Linked DNA regions of Mus musculus: region 2 is linked to region 1. Evidence: chromatin loops called from intact Hi-C (ENCODE). Cell type or tissue: heart. All regions are shown on one strand. Links, peaks and the distances in the headings refer to the core of each region. The heading gives the core; the rest is flanking DNA. Region 1 holds the start of Zfp654 (zinc finger protein 654). Region 2 holds the start of Pros1 (protein S (alpha)).

What was found. Hi-C counts contacts between places; a loop is a spot of excess contacts. Peaks named below come from ENCODE experiments on the same cell type or tissue, not always from the same donor. Only the 100,000 strongest peaks of a DNase experiment are listed, where the experiment ranks them.
Region 2: a loop joins it to region 1, with 5 times the contacts of the local background. A loop is called at or near these places in 2 of 42 quality-filtered maps.

Annotation. Positions count from the first base shown.
Region 1 is chr16:64,851,225-64,856,602 of GRCm38, forward strand. It overlaps Zfp654 (zinc finger protein 654), which reads right to left and starts at 499. Exons shown (of 9, transcript NM_001347245.1): 1 at 243-499. The coding sequence starts at 428. It overlaps Cggbp1 (CGG triplet repeat binding protein 1), which reads left to right and starts at 777. Exons shown (of 3, transcript NM_178647.3): 1 at 777-1,012; 2 at 1,575-1,801; 3 at 4,327-5,378. The coding sequence starts at 4,349. The coding sequence ends at 4,852. In heart, for the core only: CTCF peaks have their summits at 361 and 3,140; DNase peaks (open chromatin) are centred at 587 and 1,437; H3K4me3 peaks cover 2,571 bases; H3K27ac peaks cover 1,946 bases.
Region 2 is chr16:62,850,082-62,855,459 of GRCm38, forward strand. Pros1 (protein S (alpha)) reads left to right here and starts at 4,226. Exons shown (of 15, transcript NM_011173.3): 1 at 4,226-4,423. The coding sequence starts at 4,348. In heart, for the core only: a CTCF peak has its summit at 2,919 (motif pointing right); a DNase peak (open chromatin) is centred at 4,230; H3K4me3 peaks cover 1,386 bases; H3K27ac peaks cover 1,458 bases.

The DNA.
Region 1 (5,378 bases), core at 275-5,274:
CGCGACAAACTCACTTTCTCCTCACCTCCAAGTCCGCAAGTCACCCCCAACCCCACTCCCCGTCGTCCCCATCGCCGAGCTCGGAGCGGTGCAGAGAGGGGACCGGGGCTTCCCAGACTCCCTCTCCGTCCCGCCGGAGGACCGGTCCCGGACACGACGCAGAGACCTGGGCCAGCAGGCCAGGAGCCACGCAGAGGCCCGGGAGCCCAGTGACAAGTCGGAGCGGCCGACGGGCGCCTCACCTGACAGAAGCGTCGGCAGTAATCCCGGCTGCTGATCCCGACGCCGCCGCCACAGCCGCCGCCGCCGGCCCCCCCTCTGCCGTCGCCCGCAGCTAGGAGCCCCACTGGGCCCGGGGGGGACTCCACAATGGCCACGAGCTCTTCTCCGAGGCGCTCGGCCTCTTGGTCGCTCTCTTCCTCCGCCATGAGGCTCTCGCCGCCCAGCGCGTACCCAGCCCCTGCGCCGCCGCCGCCGCCGCCGCTGCCGCCGCCGCTGCCTCAGCTAACCTCCTCCTCCTCCTCTAGTTCCCTCCCCCTTTCCCTCCGCCCCAGCCGGACAGGGCTACTCGCCTGGGCTCTACTTCCGGCTCCGCCCACCCACGCCCCCAGTTTTCACTGGAGGAAGGACACCGCCAATCATAGGCATGCCCGCCCTACCTTCCTATTGGTTACACTAGCCGTCTGTTTGCCAGGCCTGCCATCTGTTGGTCCACACTACTCGGCGGTTGCTGAGGACCGCCTACGAGCCCTGCCATAGGGCGCGCCGGAGGACGGGGCGCGGCAGGGGACACGGCGGCCGCGGCGGAGCTCGCTCGGGCGGCGGCGACGGCGGTGGCAGCGGCAGGAGCAGCGGCTGAAGCAGCGGCGGAAGCAGCGGCGGCCGCAACGGGATCTCCTTCATCCCGTTGCTCTGCCCTTTCTTCCTCCTCTCTTCCTTCCTGGCGAGGGCTCGTGCACTTCCCCTAACGGCGGCCCGCTCCTACGGTCCCGAAGAGCTGGGAAGGCGGAAGGTGGGCTTGGCCGTTGGTGCGGGCGGCGAGCCCAGGCCTTCGGGCCGGGCGAGGGAACCGGGGGCGGGGCCGGAGGTGGAGGAGGAAGGAGCCGGGCCAGCCTGACAGCGACGGCCTCGGCCGGCGCCCGCCGCCCCCTCCCCGGGGACAGCCACGGAGTCGGCGGCGGTGCGGCGGACTTCTCCGGGGCCCTCCGAGGGCGGCTGGGACGCGGCCTCGGCCCCGGCCCCGGCCCGCAGGCGGGGTCGCGGCGCCGGGGCGCCACCTCGGCCGGCGCGGCGGGAGGAGGCTGTCTAGACGTCCGGCGGCCCGCGCCCGCCTTCCCCGCCCCCACCGGAGCCTCGGGCCTGCGGAGCGCGCGGGCCGCCGGGCCACCCGCCCCGGGGCGTGCGAGCCGAGCTGGCGTGGGGCTGGCTGGAGCTTCGGGATCGCGCACGGAAGGCGGAGAGAGACAGACACCTGTGTGCAGAGCGTGGCCCGAGCCGCTCTGCCGCGGGCCTGCGCCCTGCCTTTCCCGCCCCTCCACCATCTTCCCTTTCTGTTTGTTTTTTGTGTTTTACAGTAAAGACATGACTTCCCGGCGCCACCGGGAAAATAGGGTGCAAGCCCAGGAACTGTTTCCCCACCACCACCTGTTGAAAAACTGAGTCGAAGGCGTCTCCGGGGTCTGAACGAACGCGAAGTCGCTCGGATTGGATGCGTCTGTGGTTTTGCATCCAGAAAACTGTCACTACTTAATATCAAGGAAAAACAAACAAACAAACAAAAACCCGACTGGAAATTAAGCTGGTGAGTATTTCGACTTGAAAACTCAGTTTACTTTTGCTGTAGTAAATGGCTGTTTCGCTTTTGTTCCCTGGGTGCTCTATCTTAACTTCCTCATTTGTTTAAAATATTTCTGACTTCTGGAAACACTTTTACACGTAACCAACCTCCTCGCCTCTATGAGGTGGTTATTTTCATTGGCAGTATCAAGAATAGACCTTTCAAGAGAAAAGATCAGGAAAGTTCAGGCTTCACGTGGCACAAGAATTGCAGATCCCATTTCTGTAAGTTTGCAGTCAAAGAAAAATTCTAACTGCACCCCTAGTTTTTCATAACAGCTTTAATTGTTACTAGAATGGTTTTATTTCATAGGTGTAGAGTACTTGTGGAAGTTGCAGACATTTGCAGTGAGGATTTGCTGAGTATTAGGTGGGATTCATCATGATGTCTGTCTTTTCTGCCATGAAAAACCTATGCCCTAAAACAGTATCTCACACGTAACCCTTGAGTGTCAAAGATGTGGTGGGGTGGAAATCCACAGAAATTAAGCATGTGAAATTCTAGACATTTTGTGCCTTAGAGAATTTTCATGAATTGCTAAGTCCTACTTTGAGTTCATAGATTTTGCTCAAAATACAGACCAAAGTTGAAATAATCTTGGTGTTGCCCAGCAAGTAGACTAATGCAGTGGGATACTCCATGCTTTGTAATGTTACTTATAAAAACGAATTCTTCAGAACATACTTGAAGTATTTCTTCAACATGTTTTTAACAAAATTATTCAGTATAGTAGTATCTGATGTCTTGATTATTATAAAAAGTTAAATCACAGGCATAGAAGAGTAAGTCTTGCTAATCTTTTGTTATCAAAGTATATTTATTATCTTGGGTTTCCAGTGCTTGTAATTTTATATAGCTGATAGTCCGTTGATAATTTTCAGAAGTTTGGGGGCCTAGTGAAGTGACTTTGAGAGTCACTAACAACACTGAGTTAGTCCATGAAACCACTGTCCTCAGCTCCAAACATGTGCCAGAACACAGGTGCTCACACATTTAGACTTCTGTAAGAAGTAAGACACGGCCAGGTATGCTGGCACATGTCTGTGATGTGATCCCTGCCATTCAGGACAACATTGAAAGCCCGCTGGACAACAGGGTTGTTCTTGGTGTTTTGAGTTTTGTTGTTAGGCTAAATTTAGTGTTAAACTGCTTCTAAATTATATGGGTTTTGATAAATGGTTATGGGGGGGTCGTTATTTGAATTTGGCTTTTTTTTTTTCCTGTTTGTTTCATTTTTGTTTTTGTTTTTGATTGCTGAGGTCAAACCTAGAATTTAGCTCATGCTAAGCAGTTGTTCTGCCTCTAGTGGACACCCAGCTGTTCATTTACTTTTTATAAACATCAAGTTGTGCCCAGCACATATTGGGCACTATGTTAAGGGAAATAAAAATTAGTCTTCAATGGAAATTGGAAACCAAATGTTAAAGAACATATTGCCTTCTCTTGATTATCAACTTTTTAGAGAAATACATATGTTAATATTTTTCCAGACATGGTGTCATACAGTTTCAGCCTCAGAATTCAGGAGGTGACAAAGATAGGTCTCTGTCTACATAGTGAGACTCTGTCTTTGTTTTTGGTTAGCTGGTTTTCTAGACTGGATTTCTCTGTGTAACCCTGGCTGTCCTGGAACTCACTTCATAGAACAGGCCTGCCTCTGCCTTCCCAAGTGCTGGGATTAAAGGCATGTACCACTAGGCATTGAGGTCCTGTCTTAAATAAGTAGTACTTATTGTCAACTATATGTAGGCCTCAGGTTGTAATGTTATTGTAAATAGTTAGGCATGCTTTATGGTTTTTTTAGTTTTTACTTGTTTTTCTTTTTGGAAAGTAAGTCTTACTACCAGATTTTTGCACAGTTGAATTCTCAAAATCGCTTTCCCATCAAGAAGCTCTTTAACTTGAACACATGTCTAAGTTGGGCAAGGTTAGTATTTTTAGTACTATGAATGCTGCTGTGATTGTGATTTTCTAAACGATAGAGACATTTAGAATACTTTAATATTTCTTCAGGGGTCTGATTTATTTGTCATAAAAAACAAGGTATTGGGAAGTTGGATTAGTAGGGCCGTGTGCTTCCTGTGCAAGTGTGTGGACTCTCTGCAGTGTGTATCTATAATCCCAGTTCTGGGGTCAGTTAGAGAAGCTGTTCAAAAACAACAAGGTGTGCACATAGGCAGTACCACATACACACACACGTCAAGGAATGGACCTAGCTGGATGCTGCTGATTTGCTTTAGTTTTGTTTTCCTTGAATATGTCAGATGTTTAGAAGACATGTGACCTATAAATTGAACTAAAAGTGTTTGTGGGATACGGAGGATCACTGAATTAAGTTTGTTTTTCCTGTTGTTGTTTTGGAGGGGGTGTATTTATTGTTTTTTTTTTAAATCTACCCTTACAAAAGCACTTATAACTACTTTTTATTAATGTTAATCACTTCTAGAATGAACTATTATCATAATACTAACATCTTTCTCTTGTCTTAGAAGAACCTTATTCAGAGACAAAATGGAACGATTTGTTGTAACAGCACCACCTGCTCGAAATCGTTCTAAGACTGCTTTGTACGTAACCCCTCTGGATCGAGTCACTGAATTTGGAGGTGAGCTTCATGAGGATGGAGGCAAACTCTTCTGCACCTCTTGCAATGTGGTGCTGAATCATGTTCGCAAGTCTGCCATTAGTGACCACCTCAAGTCAAAGACTCATACAAAGAGGAAGGCAGAATTTGAAGAGCAAAATGTGAGAAAGAAGCAGAGGCCCCTGACTGCATCGCTTCAGTGCAACAGTCCTGCGCAAACAGAGAAAGCCAGTGTTATCCAGGACTTTGTGAAAATGTGCCTGGAAGCCAACATCCCCCTGGAGAAGGCCGATCATCCCGCAGTGCGAGCGTTCCTGTCCCGGCATGTGAAGAACGGAGGGTCCATACCTAAGTCAGACCAGCTGAGGCGAGCATATCTGCCTGATGGCTACGAGAATGAAAATCAGCTCCTCAGCTCACAAGATTGTTGACGAGGCAGTTAATGACCATTGTGATCAAGATAAATAATGTGGAGTATTAAAGTTAATGTGTTGATTGTGTGGTTCATTTTTATATTTATTTTAAATCATGTGATACAGAATAGTTTTGCAATGTGTATATAGTTTTAGGCAAAAGAAAGAAACCTCACTGCAAAACTTACTGCTAATTTTAAGTCACCGATGGTGTAAAGTAAAACTTACCTATGGAGTGTATTAGGCTATCTGAAACCCGGTGGTTATCGTTAAAACTCATGGATGTTCTCCTGAAATGTTTGTGCATGGAAGAACTTCCTTGCATTGTAGCCCTGTTGCCATGTATGGTTTTTGTTTTTTCTTGTGAGGTTACGTAATGATTTGGATTGAGAACTAGCCTAGAAAACTGAAGCTGCTGCCAGGCTATACCTCTCACAGGACCTTAAAGAAGCTCACATTCTTTTCAAAGTGGAATAGTAGGCCGGAAATGTTCTTAGAGCTTGAGATCTCTAGGAGAAATGACTGTTCAAATTACATTCTACTT
Region 2 (5,378 bases), core at 117-5,116, 2.0 Mb before region 1:
AATGTATTAGTGACTTAATTAGTAAAAGATTATACAGAGAAATATATAACTTGGTATGACAACAGGATTAGATAATGAGTTCAAATTTGGTCAAGTTTTATTTGGATATATATATATATATATATATATATATATATATGTATATGTATTAATCACATTTTACCTGCATAGTATCCATCAAAGTGTTAATACTTAGCAGAATCCAGATATCGATATTGATTGAAACTGGAATGAACTTATAAGTTTAAAACCTCAATAGTTTATCCAGGGATGTAGTCTCCAATTCTATTATTGAGCACGTCAGATATCATTCTAAGTTTCATGTTACAGTGATGGAGGCAGTTATTGTACATTTACTCTGACACGAACGCGTGATTCTGAAACTAGGAAGGTAAGCCCCTGCAAGCAAAAAAATTGGAAAAGGTTTCTTTTTCTTTTTCCATTTCCAGGAAGTGCCTCTGTTTCTTTAAAGTTCCCTTCCATACCCTCTCTGTTGTTGTCTGTATTGGAGATGCTATGGTGCAGCATGCTGTTGATATTCATTCGATTTAGAAACTTTTCCCTCTTTGAGAAATCTCAAAGTTGACAATATCCTTAAAAATTGTCCTCCTGCAATGAAGAGATTCCAAAATGCAGCTGTTCATTGAAGACCCATGGCACATGCACATTTACACACTGAAGATTAAATATAGTACTTTAAGCTTCTTTTGTTTAACAATCCAAACATTTCTGAGGGGGTAGATTTGTCCAAAATGGAACAGAAATTCTTTTTAATTTTATTTATTTTATATCCCAACTGGCTTCCCCTGCCCCGTCTCCTCCCAGTCACTACCCACTCACCCATCCACCCTGCACTACCCACTCCTCCATTTCTCTTTCGAAAAGGGCTAGCCTCAATGGGCCATGGCATAGCAAGTTGCAGTAAGACTAGGCACCTCCTCTTCTATTGAGGCTAGACCAGACAATCCAATAGGAGAAAAGGGTCCCAGAGGCAGGCAACAGAGACAGAGACAGACCCTGTTTCCACTTTAGGACTCCAACATGAAGACCAAGCTACCCTACTGTAACATATGTGCAGAGGCCCTACATGTTTCCTGGTTGGCAGGTCAGTTTCTGTGAGCCCCTATGGGCCTAGGCTAGCTGCTTCTGCAGGTTTTCTTGTGGTGTCTGTGACCCCTTACAAACCTTCCTCTTTTAAGGAAGAGAATTTCTTTTAAATGGAGGGGTTGCAAATATACTCAATAGTTCTTATTCTAACAAATGCAAGGATTTAGAACATAGTACAGCACCATTTACTACTTTGACATATATATGTATGTGTATTTCAATTTCAAAACGTTATTTGAAAATGTGGATAGGTGAGGCCTACCATCATGGCGGTGTTGGACTGCAGTTCTAGTGGACCTTGTGGAAAGATGAAGGGGCCATGACAGAAGCCAGAAGAAGGCACAGCATGTGATACTGAGTTGTCTGAGGGACTGGGTTTCACCCACACAGAATGGAGCAGTAGGTGTTGAACTGAAGGCGCTCAAACTGTAGTGATGAATCTCGTCTATGGCTGCAACCCATGCTTGCAGATGTTTTCAATGAGTGCTGGTGGTATTTGGGGCATTTCAAACCAAAGCAAATCAAATCCAGCAGAACAGCAGAGAAATAGTGGGCTCTTCATGTCCCATCAAATGAGTTCCCTGGTTTGGAAATGAAATTGTGTCAGTCAGCTTTCTGCCCTAAGTGAAAAAGTAAACAAACAAACAAACAAAAAACAAAAAACAAAACCCCGAGGATAAACGTCCATGCAGCAAATGAATATATGGCTTTAGTTGTTTCTATAATGTAGCCCTTGGCTTGTGACTGCAGAATACATTGTGGTAATATTTATACTGGAAGAAAGAGGCTATACTGGTTGCTTAGCTTACAGTTATTGGTTACTTGGCTACTAAGGAGAGAGACAGGACAAACAGGCACACACAGATTGGTGTGTGGGGGGAGGCAACAACACACCCTCAGTGACCTTTCATTGGGTCCCAAGTCCTGGTGTTTTTACGACAGGCTGGTGACAAAGCCCTTAACACAGGAACCTTTCAGAAGCAGCTAAGATTGGAGCTTCAGGAGCTGGAAAGAGGTTTGGGGTTTGAGTAGTTGTTCTTCCAGAGGACCTGAGTTTGGTTCCCAGTACTCACACTGTGGCTCAAAACACATCTGGAACTCCTGTTCCAGGGGACCTCAACTGGCTTCTTTGTGGTGGTACATCCGCCTTCACATACCCACAGGTAAAGCTCACATGCATTAAAATAAGTAAATGTTTTTAAAGTAATTTTTAAAAAATCCAAGCTACAACAGAAATTTATACTTATAGCATTTCTTTTTAGTTAGTACAATTCCTTTTCTTTTGATTTATTTATTTATTATATGTAAGTATGCTGTAGCTGACTTCAGACACTCCAGAAAAGGGAGTCAGATCACGTTAGGGATGGTTGTGAGCCACCATATGGTTGCTGGGATTTGAACTCATGACCTTTGGAAGAGCAGTCAGTGTTCTTACCTGCTGAGCCATCTCACCAGCCCAGTTAGTATGATTCCTACCATACTAGAAAGAACAAACCCAGAACAATTGTTGTTGCCAGAGAGACAATAAGGCAAGCAACCCCTTTTGACCATGCAGTTCTACTCATTGTCTCTTCCTGACTTTTCTTCTCCCCGCATTCAACTCCTTGGCTGTAAGCCTCAAAGTCCTTTTCCTCAACTTAAGTTGCCATATGTCTCAGTCATCTGGCCACCTCATTGGATCTCATGAATTTGTGAAATTCTCCTGTATATGTATGTGATTGAATATTATTTTCTCCTCTTTTTTTAAAATTATTTATTTTTATTTACATGAGTACACTGTAGCTGTCTTCAGACACATACCAGAAGAGGGCATCAGATCTCATTACAGACAGTTGTGAGCCAACCTGTGGTTGCTGGGAATTGAATTCAAGACCCCTGGAGGAGCAAGCAGGCAGCACAAGCAGCCAGTGCTCTTAACAGCTGAGTGAACTCTCCAGCCCCATTTTGTCCTCTTAGTCTATCATACATTAATTTAGCATGGCATAGAGCATAGACGGGTATAGTACAAAAGTTTTCCTTCCTCCTCCTCAATGAATGGAAATTTCCCAAAACATTTTATCAGAAAAAATATTGACTCCCATCTTAGTCATCTTGCATCCCCACTGGATCACTAAATAACAAAGGAAAGAGAGAGAGAGAAAGAGAGAGAGAGAGAGAGGAAAAATGACCCTTAAAATATGATTCTGCCTAGTAAGTTTCGTTCACACACATTCAAAAAAATCAATCTATGTTTTAATTGGACAAAAAAGGATTAATATACTCTATGTGCGTTGAGTTCTACTAGTTGGCATGGACTTAATGTTTCATATCGATAGCATCTATAGAGTCTCATGTCAACACGATGAAAACCTCTTATCTCTGTTACAGATGATATGACTAGGACTTAAAAGTGTAAGCTCTTTTCTTAAAGTTATAAAACAGTGTTAAGAGCAAGTTCTATGTTTTCAACCCAGGCAGTTTAGTTTCAAGTAGCAGGGAAAGCCTGATTTACACGTGTATGCCTGACAAAAACCAAAAGGGTAATGCTAACACCAAAACAAGCTGTTCTGAGGAAATACTCTGTGGGTGATCAAACCTTTCGATTTTCTTTCCTCCCACTACTTTGGTTTTGAGTACCCTTCTTCCTAAAGTCCAAGTTGGCTTCAGTTTAAGTTGACATCCTGACTGGCTGGCAGTCTCTGGAGTTGGAAAGAAATGGGGTGGGGTGGGGAGAAGGGAAGCTGGGTGGAGGAGGAATGGGGAAGGGATGCTAGAGAAGGTAGGAGCAGGGGAGGAGAGAGAGAGAGAGACAGAGACAGAGAGAGAGAGAGAGAGAGAGAGAGACAGAGACAGAGACAGAGAGACAGAGAGACAGAGAGACAGAGAGAGAGAGATACTTCACCCTTTGAAAACAACTTTCTAAAGAAACGAAGTAAAAGCAGGGCTGGGGACAGTGACAAAGGACCTCTCTGATAAGCTTCCCTCGGCCTCCGACCTCCTTCCCGCGGCCCTCCCCACCCCACCCCCGCCCCCCAGCTGCGAAGAGCTTCCAGGAAATGTCCCAGTCACCGCTTCCCCTCCCGGGCTGGGGGCTGGGAGCGGGCGGTCCCCTCCGCCCCTGGCTGCTCCGCCCGCCCGCGCTCGGGCTGGGCCGCGGCAGAGCTGGGAGAGCAGAGCCCGGGCTCGCAGCTTCCCTCGGCCGCCCTAGCGCAGGCACGGTCCCCGCTGCGCCAGCCCTGACCCCCGGCCATCCTCTCAGCAATGAGGGTCCTGAGCGCACGCTTTCGGGTGCTACTGGCCTGCCTCGCCCTGGTGATCCCTGTCTCAGAGACAAACTGTAAGTAATCCATATCTTCAGGCTTCTCTGGTCCCTACATGCCCTGGCTGGTAGGATTGTCTCCTGGACAGCTTGTTGCTTCCTAAATTTCCAGTAAGTCCCCCAGCGTCTCAGAGAGTGGCGGCAGCCTGGATCTGGCGGACTGAGTAAACGTGGGACGAGATCAAAGCTTGCCTTGCTTTGGGAGTCATTGTCCACAGGATTGATGCAAGAAGCTGGGTGATACCAAGTGTCATAGGAATTGGATGAGCATAGTTCTAAACATTGGTAGGAAAACTAAGTCAACCCTCGGTGCCCTCCGATCCCAGCCTGCACCCTCTCTTACAGTTAACCTTCCTTTTGCAATTTCTGGACTTTGTACTTGATTGGCTCGTCTCACATTGACAAACTGTTTGAGGATCACTGCGAGTTTACTTATCATTCCCTAACCTTGGCGTAAGAAGTTGCTGTTGGATATTATCTTGGAGCGAGGATCGTTTTGTACTGAGGATTTTGATTGCTACTGATCTGCGGTGGTGGCACGGATTCTTTGCACCTTATTGTCGTGTTTCTTGATTTTTTTCCCCCTTCTTCCATTCCCAGATTCCAGGGAGCATATTGAGTTTTCTCTTAGGGATATATAAAGAGCAACACAGGTTTGGTACGTTGTAACTGTCAACAAAATTGTTTTCAAAACTTTAAATGTGTTCATAATTAACAGTGCTTTCTTCTGCTCTGTTGGATTCCCAGAAACAGGCATGGGAGAAATAACTGCATAACATTTAGGCGACTAAGAGTATCAAAGAAATCTTTCAAGGATGGTTAATTAAATAGGCGTTTGCTAGAATTTCAATTTTTTATTAAGTAATAAGAAGATGCAGGTATTCTTAAAATTATAACTAACTTAAAGACCAGACTATAACTGATTTGTTTTATATTGAAGATAAACAAGTTACAATTACAAAACTTCAACGGC